Linked DNA regions of Mus musculus: all the other regions are linked to region 4. A link is a contact called in ENCODE POLR2A ChIA-PET data. All regions are on one chromosome and are shown on one strand. Each heading gives the region's core, a stretch centred on a gene start or an enhancer-like site at or near the end of the contact. The rest is flanking DNA. Distances are from core to core; before and after follow the strand shown.

Region 1 (4,692 bases), core at 1,797-4,296, 110 kb after region 4:
AGAGGCAGGCAGATTTCTGTGAGTCCAAGGACAGCCTGGTCTAGAGTGACTCCAGGGCTGTTATACAGAGAAACTTAAGACCCCAGGGGAAAAGCAGCAGCTCTACAATTCTAAGCACCCAGAGAAACCCTTCAGATTCCTCGTTCCTAGCCCTTTCTTCTCCCACTGTGCTGAGTCCACAGCAAGTTCTGTTTATCATGTCATATAGCAAGTGGATCATCCTGTCTGATAGGCCAGTGCCTACGTCCATGCACAAGCACACCAGGCAGTCTGCAGTCAGCACCATGTGGCTCCAGCCACAGACAAGGTTTTCTATTCCTGGTACTTTATTTCTGTACTCTTAACTTCTGGATTAGTAGTAGGGCAGAACCATTTTGAAGGCCCTTAATAAACACATCAAAAAACTGGTTTCTAAGAAGCATATGCCCTCACCATGTATATTTGCTATCAAACTACCCCTGATTTACTTTGTAAATTAAACACACTCCTCGCTGTGCCTTTTCCTTCGGGTATACACAACTTTTGCCAGCAGAGCTTTAACCAGCAAACGCTCCCTGTCTTGCCTCTGGCTCCTAAGTGCTGGGACTAAAGGCGTACACCTGCCTTTGTGGAACATTTTTGTTTTGTGATTTTTTGGTTCTTTCTTGTTCACCATCCTCACATGTAAAGATTTTAAACAAGGTGTCTGGAAACATCACTGACAGATGATAAAGGTTGGGTACCCAGAACTCACATGATGGCTTACAACTCCCTATACCTCCAGTTCCTTGGATCCAATGTCCTCTGTGGCCCCAGAAGGTATATATACACATGCACACCAATAAAAGTAAAATAATTAAGCCTGGAATGAAATGTACTCTTGTCTGCTTATCTGTCACTCTAGGACACAAGCCATAAGAGAACAGGATGGTGACAGAGTAGCTTCTAGAAAGACAGCAAGACGGAAGAGGGGGCTTGAGGGTGAAGGCCTACATCACCAGCACAGGTTGTGACTAGCCCTAATGGTACCTGCAAAGGGCTTTCCTACACCGCCTGGGCACAGCTTCCTCATGGCCACCTGTGTGCCTGACCTGATGTTGCTTAACCCTTCTAATGAAAGACGACAGGAAATTCTCCCTGCTAAGTTCTGTATAAATTACGTTCCACATCTCACACCTATTTCCAGATGGCCAGAATCGCTTTCCAAGTCTAGGTAAATGTCTGACATTCCTTCAGTCCAAAGCTAAGTCAAGGCACAATGGTGCCCTCCAATTTTCCCCACCCAAGCACTGGCTGAACAACAAGAGCCAGGCATTCTGGGGGCTCAGATAGTGTTGAGGCCGGTGGACAGTAAAGTGGAAGTGAGTGCTAACTACCCTACAACAACCTGAGGTAAAGAGACGGCCCAGGACTCCACAACCATCATATCTTGGAGCCGTCCTACCTCAGTGACCATGTGGGAGCAGCTTCCTGGGCTCTGACCATCCACTAGAGTCTTGGTTTTACCTGTGCAGATCTATGACAACCCAGGCTTGGATTGTAACCGCAAGCAAGCATTCATCTGGATGTTGGATTTTTTTAAGGAGAACCACAAGTTAATGGTTTCCAAGTTGGGCATGGTGGCAGACTTGGGAAGCAGAGAGAAGGAGAGTAAGGTTGTTTCTGGTTGCACTGTGAGTCTGAGGCCAACCTGGCCTGCAGGAAACCCTGTCTCAAAAACAAAACGAAAATCACAACTGTGTTAAAATACTTCCTCAAAGAGCAACTGGGGCGAGGGACTAGTTGGAAAAATCCTGGGGCCAGTGAACTTGATGGTCCTTTGATGGAGTTTATTGTCCCACTACGTCTGCTTCAGACTTTGTATCAGTGACCCTTGGAAGGATGTGGGGCTTTCTTATGCCTGCCTGCCTGCCTTCCTTTTAAGACTAGCACCTCTAAAATGGGGAGATTTCTGAATGCATTAGGTTGATGAGACAAACGACTATGCTTGCAGAAAACGTTTCCCAGAATCGTTTAGATCAGTGTCCAGCTCAGCTCTGCCATCTCGTATGTCAGATACAAAGGCCACCAGGAGGAAATACGCGGGTGCTGTACGTCTGTTTCAAGTGCTGGAAGAAGTCCCTTCCCTGGTGACCCTACCTAGGGGAGAAAAACTTTAGAAAAGGTTTCTGGAGGCTTTTTCTAGTTACAATTGGCCTCAGGACAGGCTAGCAAAGACAGAGCCCGGGTTCCGGCCAAGTTCCACCGATGCCAGGCAGTACCTACTAGGCCATAAATGATGAGTTTGGAAGGAAGTGGGGTCTACTGCAGTAGGGGAAGGGCAGGCAACACAAGACACTTCTCAAGGGAATGAAAATCCAAGAAACAAAGAAAAGAGCGCAAGGCCAACACTCACCAGGCGGGCGGCTGCACGGAGCCCACCCAGCCCTCCCGGAATCGGGAATCGGTCCCTGGCCAGCAGACAGACGGTTGGGGCTCGGCGCTGCTAAAAGCCAGGGAAGGTCCAGTCCCCCGAAACTGCGCACAGCAAGCGGCGGCCAGCTCGAAAGGTGAGGTGGAAGACCGACGCGGGGTGAACCAAAGAAGAGGGGACCGCGGAGAAAGGCAAGGCCACGGGAGGAAGAGAGAGCGGAAGCAGGGGAGCGTGGGCGGAGGGCGGGACGGCCAGCTCAGACCCGCCGCTCCGGCTCTCGGTATGTGTCACTCAACACGCCGCGGCGTCGTGAGCGCCGAAGGGCGGCCGGCGCAGGAAGCCCGAGGACCCTGAGGCCGCCCGACCGCCCCGGGGGTGCTCTGCGCCGACGCCGCCCATGCCGCAGAAGCTCGAAGGCGCAAACCAGCTACACACTTACCGGCGCCGCAAGGCAGACCCCGCCACTCCTTCGGGCACCCGGATCGGTCAGCGCCCACAAAGGGTCGCCATGGCGCCGCCGCACGAGCGCCGATTGGTGGCGTGCGGGGTGGAGCTTTGTTCAAACCCACGCAAGGCGGAGCCTCGCCGGCCGCGTCTCCCGCGCTTCGGCCTCAGCCGTTAGGCTCGCGCGCTGGGCCGCCCCGCCCCCGTTCCCAAGTCTCCCCGCGCCCCGCCCCGCCCCCGATCCCTTGTTTGTCGACGGCTCGACCCGTTCCCAGGGTTCCGCGCGCTCCGCTCCCAGGGTTCCGCGCGCCTGGCCACCGCCCCAGTTCCCAGGTCTCCTTGCGCCTGGCCCCGCCCCCAGGGTGCTTGCCGCGCCCCCTCGCGCCGGTGCCCGAGTCTCCTTCGTTATCCTGGCCCTCCTGACTCACAGCGGGGCGGTTAATGCCAGCCCTGGGCATGGCCGATGTCTACACCTTCTCTGAGACATAGAAGGGTTGAACGAGGCTCGGTGGTGGCATCCCTGAACAGGTCCTGGTTCGAGTTCCAACTGAGAAAAATTAAAATATAAGGTCCTGGTAGTGCACAAGATCTTAACGAGGACACCAAGTCCGGACGGCGTTGGTTGGGGGATGGAGTGAGGTGGGAAGGTGAGTGGATGCAGAATGTTCAGTGGGGATGCCACATTAGCACAGGGAGCAAGCTCGTTTGCTGGAAAAGACTGGAAACTCCTTCCGACCGGGACTTCTAATGAATGAGCGTTCGAGAGAAAAACCGGTGCCATAAGAGAAAGTATACGGCATACACATCACATCGTGTCTTTGTGGCTTCGTGGTTCACCTAAGCTCACTAATGCATTCCCATTCCTGGGCATACTTGCCCTTTATTTGATGGAAAGGCATGCCATCAAACTTTGACCTGGATACTAGCATGGTTTTTCTTTTGAATTACTATTATTTTTGGATTTACTTATCTGTGTGTGTCATTGTTTTGTCTGCATGTATGACTGTATTTCATGTTCGAGCCTACAAGTGATTGTGGGCTTCAGTGTGGGTGCTAACAACCTTATCAGGTCCTTTGTCAGAACAGCAAGTATTCTTAATCCCTGAGTGTCTTGAGTAAGCTAACGTGTAGTTAGTATAACAAGTAGTGTAACAAAAGTTATGTTTCATTATGCTGAGGGTCATTCACACTCTCAATTCCTATGTGGTCCTAAGCCTGTCTCCCCAACACTGCTCACCTGTCTAGGTATCTTAGCTGAAGGTCAGGTCCAGGCTCTAACATAAGTCTCTGATCCTGGAAGGTTCAGGATCCTAGGGAGACTCTCCAGCTGCAGGGCAAATCAGGGTGGCTTCTCTCCAGATGTGCAGGACAGAGCATTGTTCTTGGTCTCTGCTTACATACTGTCCAGTAGATATGGGGTACTAGGACTGTGTCTGACTATCTTGAGTGAGCGATGTCACTGGGTTCTGGTTGCCAGGTGCAGCCTTGGGTGTAGTGGGGTTCCTGACTACGCTATTTTTACATGTGGGTCCTAGGGATCTTAGGTTCGAGGCTTGGTGCTAAACTCCTGCTGAACCCCCTCAGCTCCATTTTCATTTCTTTCATCTCCTTTTTGGGTACTGGCTAAAAGCCTAAGGCACAGTTTCCCTGAGACACAGTTTTCCTGAGGTTCTGTGCTTTCTGGTTTTTTTTTTTTTTTTTTTTTTTTTTACCTCCTTGCCCGACTTAAAAGACAGTTTTCTCATCTCCTCTTGGAGGCCACAGGTTTTTCAGCTTGTTTATCCTGTCTTTTTTTTTTCCCCTCTAAGTTTAATAAAATTGTTTATGACCTTCTTTCTGAAACAGTTTTAAATTAT
Region 2 (4,722 bases), core at 509-3,008, 77 kb before region 4:
TTCAGAGGTTCAGTCCATTATCATCAAGGCAGGAACATGGCAGCGTCCAGGCAGGCATGGTGCAGGCAGAGCTGAGAGTTCTACATCTTCATTCAAAGGCAGAGAGGAGAAGATTGGCTTCTAGACAGTTAGGACTAGGGTAATAAAGCCCACACCCACAGTGACACACTTACTCAGACAAGGCCACACCTCCTAATAGTGCCAACCCCTGGGCCCAGCATATACAAACCACAGCCATCCTGACCTTATTACCCTTCAATCATGACGTCATCTGAGGACGGAGCCTTCAACACTTCATATTCATACTAGAACGGGAGTCAGGCCCAGTGGAACCCCATGGCGCTTGTACAGACTGCACTAGGAAGTGCGGATTCTGGGAGGAAAAAGTCCATTATCTTAACATGAACAACAGCCTTCTTAGTGGTGGTTCCTGGGACAGGTCGCTGGATTTAAGCCATGCAGTAGGGGACAAACGCATGACTCCACACAGAGGTATCATCCATTCTGCACAGTTCTACAACCGGGGAAACCACCATTTGGGGGTGGGGGTGGGGGTGGGGAAGCACAGCAGTCAGTAGTCACTGGACCCTATTGTCCTATTTAGAATTGTGCTCCTTCTTTATGTCGAAGGCCTAACTCCCAAGAGTCAGAGTGTGATTGTATCTGGATACAGTTTTTTGTTCGGTATTTTGAGACTGGGTCTCTCTACCTAGCCCAGGCTGGCCTCCAACTCACAGAGATCAGCCTGCCTCTGCTTTCTGAGAGCTGGGATTAAAGGTGTGAGCCAACACACAGGGCTGGTGGATATAGTCTTAAAGAGTTAAAACAGGGTCCTTAGGGCAGAACTTAATTCAAAGTACTGGGTGTTATTATGAGATGAGGACACACACACACATCCAGTAAGGACACAAAAGTTTTTATTTGTAGATTCTGGAAGACAGAAGCCTGCAGAGAACCTGACACTTTGATCAGAGACTTCCATTCTACAAAGTCTGGAGAATTAACGGGTGCTGTGTGTACACTCCGGGTCTCCTGTACTCCAAGATGAGCACAAAACTTAATGCACCCGAATAACTGACGTTCCGATTGTGTAGAAATAGAAGGACTGAGAAACCCCTCAGCATCACTGTTTTGCCTGTTCAACATGTTAGAAGACACCACAATATTTTTAAATCCTGACCAGCGGACCCGCAGGTGACGCCATAAACCCTCAGGCTCCCTGCCCAAGATCAGACCTAAGGGAACACAAGAGGAACTCGTAGGGGAAGATGGGTGCCCGTATCCACTAAGATCAGGAGCTGGGACAAAACCCGCCACCCTACTGTTTGATACTGATATCTCACCTATCACCTATCACCGTTGCTTAGCGACAACAGAGCCTTCAGGCTTTTCGCGCGCTGAGCCCCGCCCTCGATCTCGTGCTGGTTTATGCAGAGCCCCTTAGCACACGAGTCCCGCCCCCAACGTAGCATCCCGCTAATCCCGCGCCCCACCCCAGAGCCCCGCCTCTTAGTTCCCGGCCTATCCTGAGCTGTGACATAAACTAGCCCCGCCCCAACACAACCCCCCCCCCCCTCGGCCTATCCCGTGCCACGCCTTGCGCAGACCTCACCTCGCCGCGCCAGCGCCCTTGGCCTTTTCCCGCGCCCTGCATTCCAGCCACTGCCTCCCTCAGCCTATCCCTCGCCGTTAACTGCGTAAGTCCCGCCCCCGACGTCACTCCGGCCTATCCCGCGCAGCGGGGCCCGTTTGAGGCGAGCCCCCAGCCTTTCTCCGGCCTATTGGGCGCCGCGCCCTCGTCGGCTCGGGCCTCCGCCGCGGTCCGAGGGCGCCGTGACGTGTGCTCGGCGCGCGGCGCGCTGCGCGCTGCTGAAGGCTGTGTCTGGTACCCGCTACCATGCCCAAGCGGAGCTGCCCGTTCGCAGACGCAGCCCCGCTCCAACTCAAAGTCCACGTGGGCCTGAAAGAGCTGAGCCACGGTGTGTTCGCCGAGCGCTACTCACGCGAGGTCTTCGGTGAGTGTGGACTTCCGTGGGTAGAGCGCGCTACGCCGCGCAGGGCAGCGGGAGACCGCGGGAGCGTCCCGAGCGCTCACGGTGGATGCTGCTTCAGGCGGCTCCCGGAGAAATCCGAGTCGGACCCGAGTGCTGCCGAGCGGACTAGCCTAGCGCGGGACCGACGCGGGGACTGGGTTCGAGTGGGCGTGATGGCGTAGACTGCCCTGAGCCCTCGCAAGTGGCCTTTGTAGCGGATGGATGTTGCTGAGCATTGCCTTGCAGTGATGGCTTTCTGGGGCAGGTGTAACGCAGTGTACCGTAGCTTGGCGCAGTTTGCGGCCGTATAACTTTGAGCGGTGCCGCTGCGCCTTTGGAATGTGCGGGAAAACAAACTCCCTACGCAGCCCCAGTATTTGTCCTTTCCCTCTCTGTACTCTGGGAATGCAAACTCAAGTGCTGAGACGCAGGGGCGATGCGTGAAGGGACAGGACTGAGCTGCAAAGAGTGTGCCTCCCCCCACGCCCCCCAGTCTAGACATGGCCTGGCGTCGTGGCTTGTTTTTTGACGCCAGCACTCAGAAGGGAAAGGCATGGGCTTTATGGTGAGATGTCTTAAAACAGCAATAACAATGCAAACACGGCCCAGAAAATGCCTCAGCTGGTTAAAGTGCAGTCTATGCAAGCCTGGACATGAGTCAGGTCCCAAGAACATACAGTAGGAGAGAATTCCTGAAAGTTGTCTTCCGACCACACTCATAGTAACTAAATAGCCAAGTAAATTAATTTTTTTTAAATGTAAGCATGCAGTTGAAAAGAAGGCCTAAGTGTTAATTGGAACCTAACAGCCTGGCTCTACCCTTCTGAGGACTTGTGTGTTGGAGCATTTGCCAGGCCACTCAGAGCCAGCCAGTCAGGAAGGGGTGCAGGGCTCTAGCGAGTTTTATAGTACACACAGTTTACCAAAACCCCAGCCCACACTCTGGACTCTGCTGGACCAGGAGGCCTTAAGGAGAAAATTGCTCTCATAATGGAATGTGGGTTTGAGCCCCACCTGTGTTAAGAGTACCCCTCCAGGAACTCTTCCCATTTCTTGTTTTTCAGACAGGCTTTCACCGTGTATCTTAGCCTGGCCTTGAACTTAAGTAATTCTGTCTTAAAGTAGGAGGCAACTGAGCTGGGAATAGCCACTCTCTTTGAGTTTTTGTTTGCTTCCAGTGTCACAGAGAGGTCCCTGGGTCGTGGGAGTGAGTATTTCTAGAACTCGCAACAGTGTTTCCCTTTAGGGCTCCCTGGGCCTGAAGCCCGAAAGGAAGCAATCCACTGTTATAGGTGTGAGCAGCCAGTTACCCGGGGTTGGTGGGTGGCAGGGCTGGAACATCTGGGAGGTCTTTGTCAGGGGGTTGTTGTCATTGTCCCTTTAGTAAAGTTGTTCACTGGCCTGGCAATGGTTGTAGGTGCTGTTCTAAACTCGTGTCTGTTTTCTGCCTCCTTGGGACACTTGCTTTTGGGAATGAATGGTTCTGAGCCAGAGCTTTCTCTGGCACTGAGACAAGCTTACAGGAGGAGGACTGGGAGTGCAAAGAGGGCACCAACCAGGTGAAGTGAATAGCTGTGGCTGCTGACAATAGAATAATGGGAGGAGCACCGGAGTGGAGCACAGCCTGGTGGCTGGGAACAGGCAAAGGGGGCTCCGAGCCTTGTGGGTCATAGGATATCTGTGCAACCGCTTTGCGGTTTGGAGAGTTATCTTAAGGAAGGCTCTTCCTCCCCAGAAAGAACCAAGCAGCTCCTTTTCCAAGGGGCTCGGGCCTATAGAGATCACATATCGAGCGAAGATTGTTCCGTGAACCACCTGCAGGAGTCACTGAAGTCTGGTGTGGTAGGAGCCCCTCAACCTGCGAGGGGACAGATGTTGATTGGACCTGATGGCCGACTGACACGGTGCCAAGCTCAGGCCTCAGAAGGTGGTGAGTGGCCGCCAGTGGGGCTGACCTGCTGTTACACCTAGGGAAGATGGTGGCAGTGTTCTGTTCAAGAGCCTTGACTACCTGGGCAAACAGGATCTACTTAGAGCAGTGGTTCTCAGCCTGTGGGTCACAACTCTTCGACAAATCTCTGTCTTTAAATATATTTATGTTGCGAGACTCATGACAGTAGCAAAATTAGTTATGAAGTAGCAATGAAAATGCTTACATGGTTTGGGGTCACCACAACATGAGGAACTGTATATATTAAGGGGTCACAGCCTTAGGAAGGTGGAGAACCACTGCCTTAGAGCCTGGTAAGTGGAGCAAATGTTGCTGGGCAGTCTGACCCTCACAGGCATCCAGAGTGGACGTCAACAGGTTCCAACTGGCATCTCAAGCTCTCCTGGTGCCCCACCTGCAGTAAGAAGATGCCAGTCCGTTCCCTGTTGAGGGGTGGTTCTCGTGTGACTCGTGAAAAACAGGACTCTGCTTCAGCCCAGAAGCCTCTGGGCTGACCAGTGAAACAGTAAACCCCATCTTGAGACCCAGACAGATAGAGAGTTCTGATAGAGTACTCCGGCCATCCTAGCAACAGGCAGGTGATCTGTCCTGGAGTCCTGTGACCAGTCCTGGGAATGAATGCCTCATCGTGAGCCTTTAGTCTAGTGCTCCAGGTGGCTGATAGATAGGTTGCCAAAAGGACTCGGTTGCAGGGGAAGAAGGGTGCCTGTCACCCTCGTGTTCTTCCAGTGTCCTTCC
Region 3 (4,506 bases), core at 1,327-3,826, 87 kb after region 4:
AGAGTCCCACCACCCCAGTTCCCTGAACACAGGGGCCCTGCCTCCATCTGCTTCATCTTCCCCAGTGCTGAATATCTGTCTGGTCTGGGCATGGCCCCTAGGTCCTTCCTATCCCTGTGTCCATGTAGCTCAGAACACAGCCGGGATTAGGAAGTAGGGAGTTGGAGGGGCATATTGGGGTGCCCTGCTGCCCCTAAAGGAGTAGACTAAGCAGGCCAACCCGGCACTTGGGCAGCTCCGGACTGGCCCTACGGCCCAGAAACCACAGGTGCAGAGACAGGGATGTGACCCCTGCCACCTCACGGGAAGATCCCTGTGACTTCTAGGACAGCTTCTTCAACCAGTCCTTAGTGTCAGGTGACCTGGGAGCCACCAGGTTGACTGTAGGCTTTGGGCACAGCAGCACCACCCTGGGGCAGAAGAACTCGGGGGAAGAGAGGGAGGGACAAGTGAGGGATTAGAAGTCGGTCAGGGCTCCTTCCCCCAGCACACTGGCTCTGCCCCTTCACGGCCACTCAGGACTCACAGCCCAGCTGCTCACACCCTGACATTAGGCCCCTCTACCCTCTGGCCCACCCTGCTCTACAGATCCAAGTAGAGCCACTGCCTCCTTTGCCCACCTATCTGGGCTGTCTGACCTCCTTCAGTCACTATTAGGCACCAACGTTAAATTTGCCTCTGTCCATTCAGGGCAGCATCTTTTCAGTAAGGTCCCCAGGGTGCACCGAGGTCTATCAGTTTACCATGTTTGCTATGAAAAAATATCACAGACTGGGCTAGAATGACATGCGCTCACTCTGCCTATCCGGGATGCTGGCATGGTTGCTGCCCTGAGTCTTGGGGACACTGCTAGGATCTTCACACACCTCTCTCCACCCGTCTCTCTTGTCTTCCCTCCTTCTAGACAGGGTCTCACCATTTAGTCCAGGCTAGTCTCAGACTCACCATGTAGCTTAGGCTGGCCTCTAACTTTTGATCCTCCTGCCTCATCTTTTCCAGGGCTGGTGTGCCAGGCCTATGCCACCATACCCAGCTTTCTCACCTCTTTAGTTTCATACAGAACACCCCTCCCTTTTTTAAGGTCTCATATTCATGGCTTCTGGATTTTATGACGTGGATATCTTTGGGGACCATCATTCAGCTCAGTGGTCACACAGATCACCCCAACGTGGACTCAGAAGAACTGGAATCGTTCTGGAAGTCTTGCTTCAGAGCTGAAAGCGAGACAGACATGAGGAGACACTAAAGGTGGGAAGACCCGCTGCAGCCCAGTCCTTTGCCACTGTGTGTCCCACTGTGGGCCCAGGCCTCAGTTTTCCTGTCCTTCCAGCTCCCCAGACGTCAAAGTCAGCAAGGGCAGCAGGTGAGGGGAACTGGAGCCTTGGGAACGGACCGAGAGCAGGACCTGCTGGGTCAGAGTGAGGCAAACAAGCCAGTGTCTGTAAACACAGACTGTGTCTGCACCATCCTACCGGGCCACTGGGAAAGCTGGGAATAGCTGCACCAAGCCATGGTCCTGAGCTCTCTGCCCGCAAGCCTCAGTGAACAGTGCCAGGCTCGTCTGCCCAGGGGAATGGGGAAGGCTGTGGTCCAAGATGCAGCGAATGATCTCATCTTGTCACTTTTAAATCAAATTTTCCAGTAGTTCTCCTGAGGAGGCAGGGGATGAGGGACTGCATAATTCATGCAAAGGACAGAGCAGGGCCTAGGGAAGTCCAGGGGGAAATCTGAGTATAGAGGAAGGGGCTGAAGTTGGGTTTAGATGCAGGCCTGACCCACCTCTTTCTCAGGGGAGGTTGTTAATGGCTGCTAGTCTAGGGTGACTTGGATAAAGATGTGACAGGCTGAAGGCTGACTTCATGAAGCTCAGGATGGGGACATATGGAAAGGGCCAAGGATTTCTGTGGCTGGGGCTGGGAGAGGGGCAAGGTTAGTTCATCAGGGCCCTGCAGGGGCCTGTGAGTCTCTGCCTGTCCATGACCAAGACTGACCCTGCTCCGCCTTGGGTCCGGCTGGTGACCCGGCCCAGACTGTGAGCACACGAGGCAGGGCAGTGGCTCTCCTACTCTGCAGGCAGTAGACGCTCATTCTTGCAGAAGGGAATGTGATCTGGAACTGAACTAAATCAGGTAGACAGAGTTTTCCCCATAGCTTCCAGACTTGAGAAAGCATCCAATAGGAGAGCAAGGAACCAGGGCCGGAGGGTGTGGGATGAGGGGCCAGTACCGTGGCAGTGGCCTTACTCCAGGGCCAGGTATGCGACTGCAAGGGACATATCGGACACAGAGGCACTGGGCGCCATAATAAAAAGAGAACTGCTCCCACCGATATTTGTAGGGCGGGGGAGGCAGAAAGACCAGTCACGATAGCAGGCTGGGACCCACTGCAGAGCTGCCAGCATCCTCCAGTCCGCAGCAACATAAGTGGTAGTCGGGAGAGGATGGGCATGGGCGGGGCGCTGTTGGCCACGCCACACGGTGGCGTGCTGACGACACTTAAAGCACGCCGGAAGCCTGCTGGCACGCATCGTTGCCGGGCAACGCGCGGCGCTGGTTGCCGGCTAAGCTGGCTGTAGTATCTCCCCGCCGGGCGCCGGGAGGCGCGTCGCGGCGGCGAAGGTGGGTGCGCGCCTTGCGGGCCTCTGGGAGCTCGGGACCCCCTCCGTCTGCGCCTGGGACCTGGTCCCGGAGCCCGCGAGACTCCCGTCTGGGACGCGATCCCCGAGCTCCCTGCCCTCAGCCTCCGGCCTCGCAGACCGGGTTCTGCAGCTCATCCACCAGGACTTGCGTCTGCCCACAGGCCCTCCTTCGCCTCACTTGTTTGGCCCTAGGATACGCCCCCGTGCCGGACTAGTCATCCGCGAGTGCCAGGAGGGGTCGACTCCACGGAGGCACGTGAACACTCCCAGGAAGCCCTGGGCAACTCCAGCTCAGCCGCTGCATGTTTTTTGAGCAGCTTTCCTTCGGGTCGGCTGGCCTGGCTACACCAAGATGCAAGGCGGGCAGGAGGTGGGGAGAGAGTCAGTGAGTGACCTCGCAGAGGAGCCTGGAGAGGGGTCCCCCCACCAGACAGCTAGAGGACAGAGTGGTGATGGTTTGGAACGGAGGCGGATCTGCTGCGACGGTCCCGTGGTTCTGCCGGACACGAACGCTAACAGCTCCAGGCTGGATGAGGGTCTTCCCACCAGCTGTCCACACCCGGGGGAGCTCAGCGGCGGGTGGGGAGAGTTCGAAGGCTTCCGGGAGTCTTCAGCTAAGTCGGAGCAGTTTTCTCAGTCTTTTGAACTCCTGGGGAGAGCCACGGAATGTCAGCCGCTGAGAACCCCTTCAGTCCCCGAAGAGGGCAGTTCTTGCCAGGTGCAGCAGGGTGGACCCTGGGTGACAGGAACTGCTGCTGGCCCATCTTCAGAGGTATTTCCGTGGTTGAGTGGGAAGTATTTTGTCATTAGACTTTGCCCAAGTCTCTGTGCCCTGGGAATGTGGGGGTTTGGCTAGCCTTCTCTTCTCACCTAGTTTGTCTTTTGCTGTGTGGTTGGCTGTCCTCTGCTTAAAAGGAGGACAAGGAAGCTGGGCACCACCCGCCTTTAATCCCAGCACTCAAGAGGCAGAGGCAGGCGAATCTCCAAGTTCGAGGCCAGCCTGGTCTACAGAGTGAGTTCCAGGACAGCCAGGGCTACACAGAGGAACCTAATCTTGAAAAACAAACTAAAAAGGGGGGGGGGGGGAGGACAAGGAACAGAGGGCTTGGTCAGGGGACTGACATAGGGTCCCACACAGCCCTGAGAGCTGACCACACCTTTGCCTCCTCCACTGCCTCGGAGCCATTCCCCTCAGTGGCTCACCCCAAACACAGATGAGGATAAATAGAAAGAGGTGGGGGCAGGGTAGCCTGCTGTGAGGGCCACTCCTCCTGCAGTCAGCGCTTTAACATTCTTTCTAAAGCGAGCACTTTCTCCACCTTGGTTGAAGTGTTAGAAAATATCTGTGCATGGTGGGAAGTTTACAGAAAACACTGGATGAGTGTAGGAAAGCGTACCCAGCTGAGCTGCAGACCACAGGCACAGGGGACACTCACACAAAACCCAAACGCCTGCCAGCCCCCCCCCCGCCTCTGCCACCACCTGATTCAGACTGTCAGACTGTCCACCCCACCCCACCTGACTCACAGCCTTCCACAGTGAAGTCCTGTTTCCCACTGGCGTTCACACAGACTTCTCAGCACCTCAACACGGAAACAGGGACAGTGTTCCCCACGTGTCCCCGACAGGGTTTTAGATGTGCGAGCCTGTGGTTTTTCACTGTGTTTTACATAGCCTGGAGATTCTGAGTAGTGGTGTCGTCGGTCGTCAGTGACGGCAACACCAACCGAGCACGCAGCCAGGGACTAAATACACTTATGTTAGAGTGGAGTATTTGGGACAAGGTGACCTAATGTATGTACGTTGCTCCTAACCTTGGGACGTTCCTCCTTTCCAGTCCATTCCCAGCTATGAGAAGGTTTTTAGGC
Region 4 (4,231 bases), core at 287-2,786:
TAGCTAAGCTAAGACAGCGAAGCCGCTGGGGAAAGGGCTGTTTACAGAGCCAAGAGAATGGGAGAGCCCGGCTCGGGAGTTGGGACTCAGAAACAGGACAGTCTCAGTCTACTAGGAAGAAACTGCAAAATCCCCATACAGCTCCCGGAAGCTGAGACCGGGGCTAACAACCCTGGCAAGGACAAATGGGCTAGGAAGACAGGAACGTACCCAGCCCTCCTCTTTCCAGTACCTGACAAGTCTCCTCTGCCTCCATCTCTTCCAGTTCCTGGCCTCTCCCTGGAGTCCTGGCCTCCCCCTCAAAGTACTCCCGTTTGCCCACAAAGACATCTAGAGCTCTCTCCAAGGCCTTCATCTCATCAGGTCTCAGCTGGCACAAACTTCCTGAGCCCCACTGTCCTTGGGATGACATCCAAAATTGGTCACGAGGCTACAGGTTCCTCCTCTGTCCATACCGCAAGCCAGGCTCCCCCATTTGGGCCTGTACTATAAGCTCGCACAGCCAGGCCCAACAACCTAGCACATTCTCATGCAGTTTTTCCTATCTGTCTCCTCTTGGCGGGCTTGCCTCTACTCTCGAGTTGTGTAGAACCCCTTCCACCTCCTTCTACAGGGCAGGGATGGGCAACTGTGCCCGCTGGCTTTGGAGCCTGGGCGGGGTGGATTGGGTTCACGAAGCTCCTGTACCAGCAGGATAAAGCGCACATTCCTAGGCCTGGAGTTCTGCTCTGCATTCCACTTCCGCCAAGGCCCTCACTAGTACCCTTCAACGGGAATGCAGGAATGCACTCTGAACAGTACTTTCTCCACCACTCTGCAAAGCCGCTCCGCCCCACGCTAATCCTTTCCCCCTTGGCACTAGAGGGACACCTGATACCTCCATTGTTGCACCAGGCACCAGCCAGCGGCCGGTGAGAACTTACCTCAGGAACTGGGAGAGCCTCCGGAGTTCCCCGCCCCTCCCCGTCCAGCCCACTGTGACATCCAGGTACGTTGGTGTCTTTGCCCACCATCCTGTCCCGAGCCCGTGGCCTATCCTGCAACGTCGAGGGCGCAGGAGGAAGAGACCCAGCTGGACGCACAGGCCTCTGGGATCCATCCTACTTCCTTCGCCCTGCACCCCTCCACTGGGCTGAAAGGCCAAAGGTTGGGGCTGGGAGAGCGGCTGGAGCTCGGGCTTCTGGAATGTGGTTAAATGTTAACTATTCGGCTCTGGGACAGGACGCTGGGCAGCCGTACGCCCTTTCTCGCAACCCTGGGATAGCCAGCGCCAGAGAGAAGGGGGTCTGAATGCACAGGGTGGCGGAGATGCGCCGCCCCAGGCTGGGCCGGGGACAAAGGTGATCGCCCGTTCCTGGTTGCCCGATCCGGTGCGCCGGGACGGGTGGACGGAACGGGAGGGGCCGCGCGTAACCTCTGGGGCGGCGCTGCGGAGTCCAGCTCACCTGCTGAGGCTGGCCCGCCCTAACCTGGTTTCCGGGGGGCGGGGCGTCGCGGGGCGGGGCATCACGGGGGCGGGGCGCGCCGGGGCGGAGCGTGTCGCGGCAGACGTCAGGGGACCCGCCGCGCGAGGCCGCGGTCCGGCGCTCTGCCCGTGGGCTCGGCCGGGGCTGCCGCCAGCGTGCGGGCCGCGCCGGGCATGTCCTAGGCGGCGGCCCCGCCCAGCGCTCGGCCGGGCGGGCAGAGGGCCGGGCTGGGCCGGGCAGCGTCCGGGCGGGCGAGCCGCGGGCCTGGCGGGAGCACAGGTAGGACGCAGGAGGGGCCGCGCCAGCCCTGCGCCCACGGCGGCAGGGCCTCCAGCAGGGCACCTGCGTGCCTCCAGGCCACACCGGGGCGGGCGGGGCTGGACAAAAGCGGCGGTGAGGAAGGGGCTGGGCGAGGGCCCGGCACACCTGGCCCGGCCAGCGCTTGCCGATGCTGCCCATGTCTGCGCGCGCCCGGGAGGGGCCTCCTGGCACCGGCGACAAGGCCTGGCCCCGCGCATGTCTACGCGGCCTGCCGAGCTGGTAGACCTGGGCGCCCGGTCCCCGCCCGGGCAGGGCCAGCGCTGATTCAGGATACAACGCCGCTCCCTCCCCCTCTGGGCCTGGCGCGCCTGCCCGCCTCCCGGCCTCCTCCCGGGTGCCCGGTCCCCCCTCCTTCTGCGGTCCCTCCCTCCGTCTTCCTTCTCTTCTCTCCTTTCCCTTTAGCCGCCACCGTCTCCCTGCTTTCTCTGCCTCTGGGCTGTCCGCGGCCAGGAGGGGACCTCCTCCTGTCTGCTCCTTTCAGCCACGGGGCTGCTCCCTGCCTCCCACTGTCTCTCAGCATCTGCATCGCCACCTCCTCCTTCACCTTCGGGTGGTGGCTCTTCTGCTTGGCGCGGCTGAGGGGACAAGTTTGGGGTGTTTATTATTCTCCCTCCTAGCAACGATGGCCGGGCTAAGCCTAGCCCCAAACCTCCTACAGCAAGCCCTGGCTCAGAAGCCTTTCCAAGTTGGACTGGCGGTGGCAGTGGTCACCCCATGACCAGGCTCTGGGGGTTGGCCTCCCTCTCCTCTAAGGGTGTCCCCGTGCCTGCTGTCCACAGTGAGATGATGGCAGGCAGGTGATGTCAGAGTAGGAGACATCCAGGCTGGGTGGGGCTGGGAGGCTCAGTGACGCCCTGGGTCTGGGGCCTGGGGGGGGGGGGGGCTCCCTCCACAGCCCTGACACCTTTGCCAGTAGGATTGGGTCTTTCTGAGAGTTGGGGCTATGGATACCCAGTGAGGTCCTAGAGGCTGCAAGGGCATTGAAATCTTGCCCCTTTAGCCCTTGCCTCTCAAGCTGGGCCCTAAGGAAAGGGGACCTCAGAGCAGGGTATGGGTATGTTCCTGACCACCTGGAGCTGTTTTCTGGGGAGGCAGGTTTCTTTTCTCCATCTTCCTCCTGCTTCCTGAAGGAGTGCTGTGGGCCTTCACAGATGGACAGAGCCCTGTGTTCTTGCCTGCTGCTTACCCCGAAGGGACCCGAGACCTGGGTGAGCAGCCCAGTGTTGACGTCTCTGGGCATGGCTCCTGGGAAATGCAGGACAGGGTTTGGTCCCTCAGATCACTAGTGTGACCTCTCCAGTGTGTGTGTGTTGTGTGAGTTGACACTTCCAGAGAGATGACTTGTGTGGTCGATCCTGCTTCCACCTGACCAGCCCTGTGGGGGCCCGGAGTCTTTCCGTATTCTCTGCCCCTCATCCAGCTTCCAACTTCTGCACGCTGTGGTCCTGCCTTCACCTCTGCCTCCTCTGCCCCACACTGCTCCCTTTCTTACCTGTGACGAGTCTTCCACTTGACTCTTAGTTATTCCTTCTATTGCTTTCTCCTTTCACTTTCTTGTGTGTGTGTGTGTGTGTGCATGTGTGCACGCGCTGTTTTAAAGTACAAGGGTTCAAATCCAGGTGGCAACCACCTGGAAAGTGCCAATGCTCAGACACTCTAGTTGTTCTTCACAGTATAACTAGACTGTGAGTCACCAGGACTCAGGAGCTCTAGACTGCCCCCTCTTGGACAGTTTGCCTACACAGAGCCACTGTCTAGGCCCAAGCTTGGATTCATGCTTTGCTCTTGAAGCTAATTCCTGTGTTTGAACAAGGCTTGGATTTTTGTGTTGTACTGGGCTCTATAGGGATGGAGTCAGACCTGTGCTCCGAAGACTTCTGTCTTTCCCCAGGATTTGCAGAGTGGCTTGCTGTGGGAAGCAGACCTTCTAGTAAGGGTGTATATCCCGGAGCCCTCTGTAGGCCATGCTGGGTACTACCTGGGACTGTTTCTCATAGTTCACATGGACATGTGGGTCTGCACTTGGTTAGCACGGCCAGAGTCACATAGAGAGAAAAGGTATGTAGAGCCTGGAACACAAAGGAGATTCTGAGGCTGTGGCCATGGGTCTTTAAAGGAGCAGGTCTGTGCTGGCCTTGTGCATATCCAGGGGACCAAAGTCCAGGCTGGGGAGCTCCAGTGTTGACCCTCTCCCCACAGGACCAGGCAGGCCTCCTCGGTGCCAAGATGAGCGTCACATCTTGGTTCCTGGTGAGCAGCAGTGGCACCCGCCACCGGCTCCCGCGTGAACTCATCTTCGTGGGGCGTGATGAATGTGAGCTCATGTTGCAGGTGAGTGGGAACATTTGGGCAGGTGGTTCAGGGACCTCAAAGCCAGGAAGAGAACCCTCTTTACCTGGGCCCCAGGCCCACAGGTGGACAGGTGTAGGGTGCGCATGGGTCTG

The links. ChIA-PET counts read pairs that join two places held with the same protein, here RNA polymerase II (POLR2A).
Region 1: POLR2A ChIA-PET joins it to region 4 with 16 read pairs in Patski. The contact joins the promoter of Cdca4 here to the promoter of Cep170b in region 4. POLR2A ChIA-PET finds 5 or more read pairs at or near these places in 4 of 5 experiments (Patski and embryonic stem cell).
Region 2: POLR2A ChIA-PET joins it to region 4 with 15 read pairs in Patski. The contact joins the promoter of Siva1 here to the promoter of Cep170b in region 4. POLR2A ChIA-PET finds 5 or more read pairs at or near these places in 3 of 5 experiments (Patski and embryonic stem cell).
Region 3: POLR2A ChIA-PET joins it to region 4 with 17 read pairs in Patski. The contact joins the promoter of Clba1 here to the promoter of Cep170b in region 4. POLR2A ChIA-PET finds 5 or more read pairs at or near these places in 4 of 5 experiments (Patski and embryonic stem cell).

The regions. Positions count from the first base shown.
Region 1 is chr12:112,826,475-112,831,166 of GRCm38, forward strand. It overlaps Cdca4 (cell division cycle associated 4), which reads right to left and starts at 3,047. Exons shown (of 2, transcript NM_001359234.1): 1 at 2,832-3,047. Gm52009 reads left to right here and starts at 2,227. Exons shown (of 2, transcript XM_030247054.1): 1 at 2,227-2,236; 2 at 2,534-3,802. The coding sequence starts at 2,227. The coding sequence ends at 3,318.
Region 2 is chr12:112,643,070-112,647,791 of GRCm38, forward strand. It overlaps Siva1 (SIVA1, apoptosis-inducing factor), which reads left to right and starts at 1,759. Exons shown (of 4, transcript NM_013929.2): 1 at 1,759-2,015; 2 at 3,769-3,963. The coding sequence starts at 1,898. It overlaps Gm30101 (a long non-coding RNA gene), which reads right to left and starts at 1,698. Exons shown (of 3, transcript XR_381987.3): 1 at 1,613-1,698; 2 at 245-373.
Region 3 is chr12:112,806,399-112,810,904 of GRCm38, forward strand. Clba1 (clathrin binding box of aftiphilin containing 1) reads left to right here and starts at 2,577. Exons shown (of 5, transcript NM_145450.3): 1 at 2,577-3,410; 2 at 4,476-4,506. The coding sequence starts at 2,991.
Region 4 is chr12:112,720,638-112,724,868 of GRCm38, forward strand. Cep170b (centrosomal protein 170B) reads left to right here and starts at 1,537. Exons shown (of 19, transcript NM_001024602.3): 1 at 1,537-1,745; 2 at 3,987-4,118. The coding sequence starts at 4,014. It overlaps Gm46382, which reads right to left and starts at 1,529. Exons shown (of 2, transcript XM_017315329.2): 1 at 924-1,529.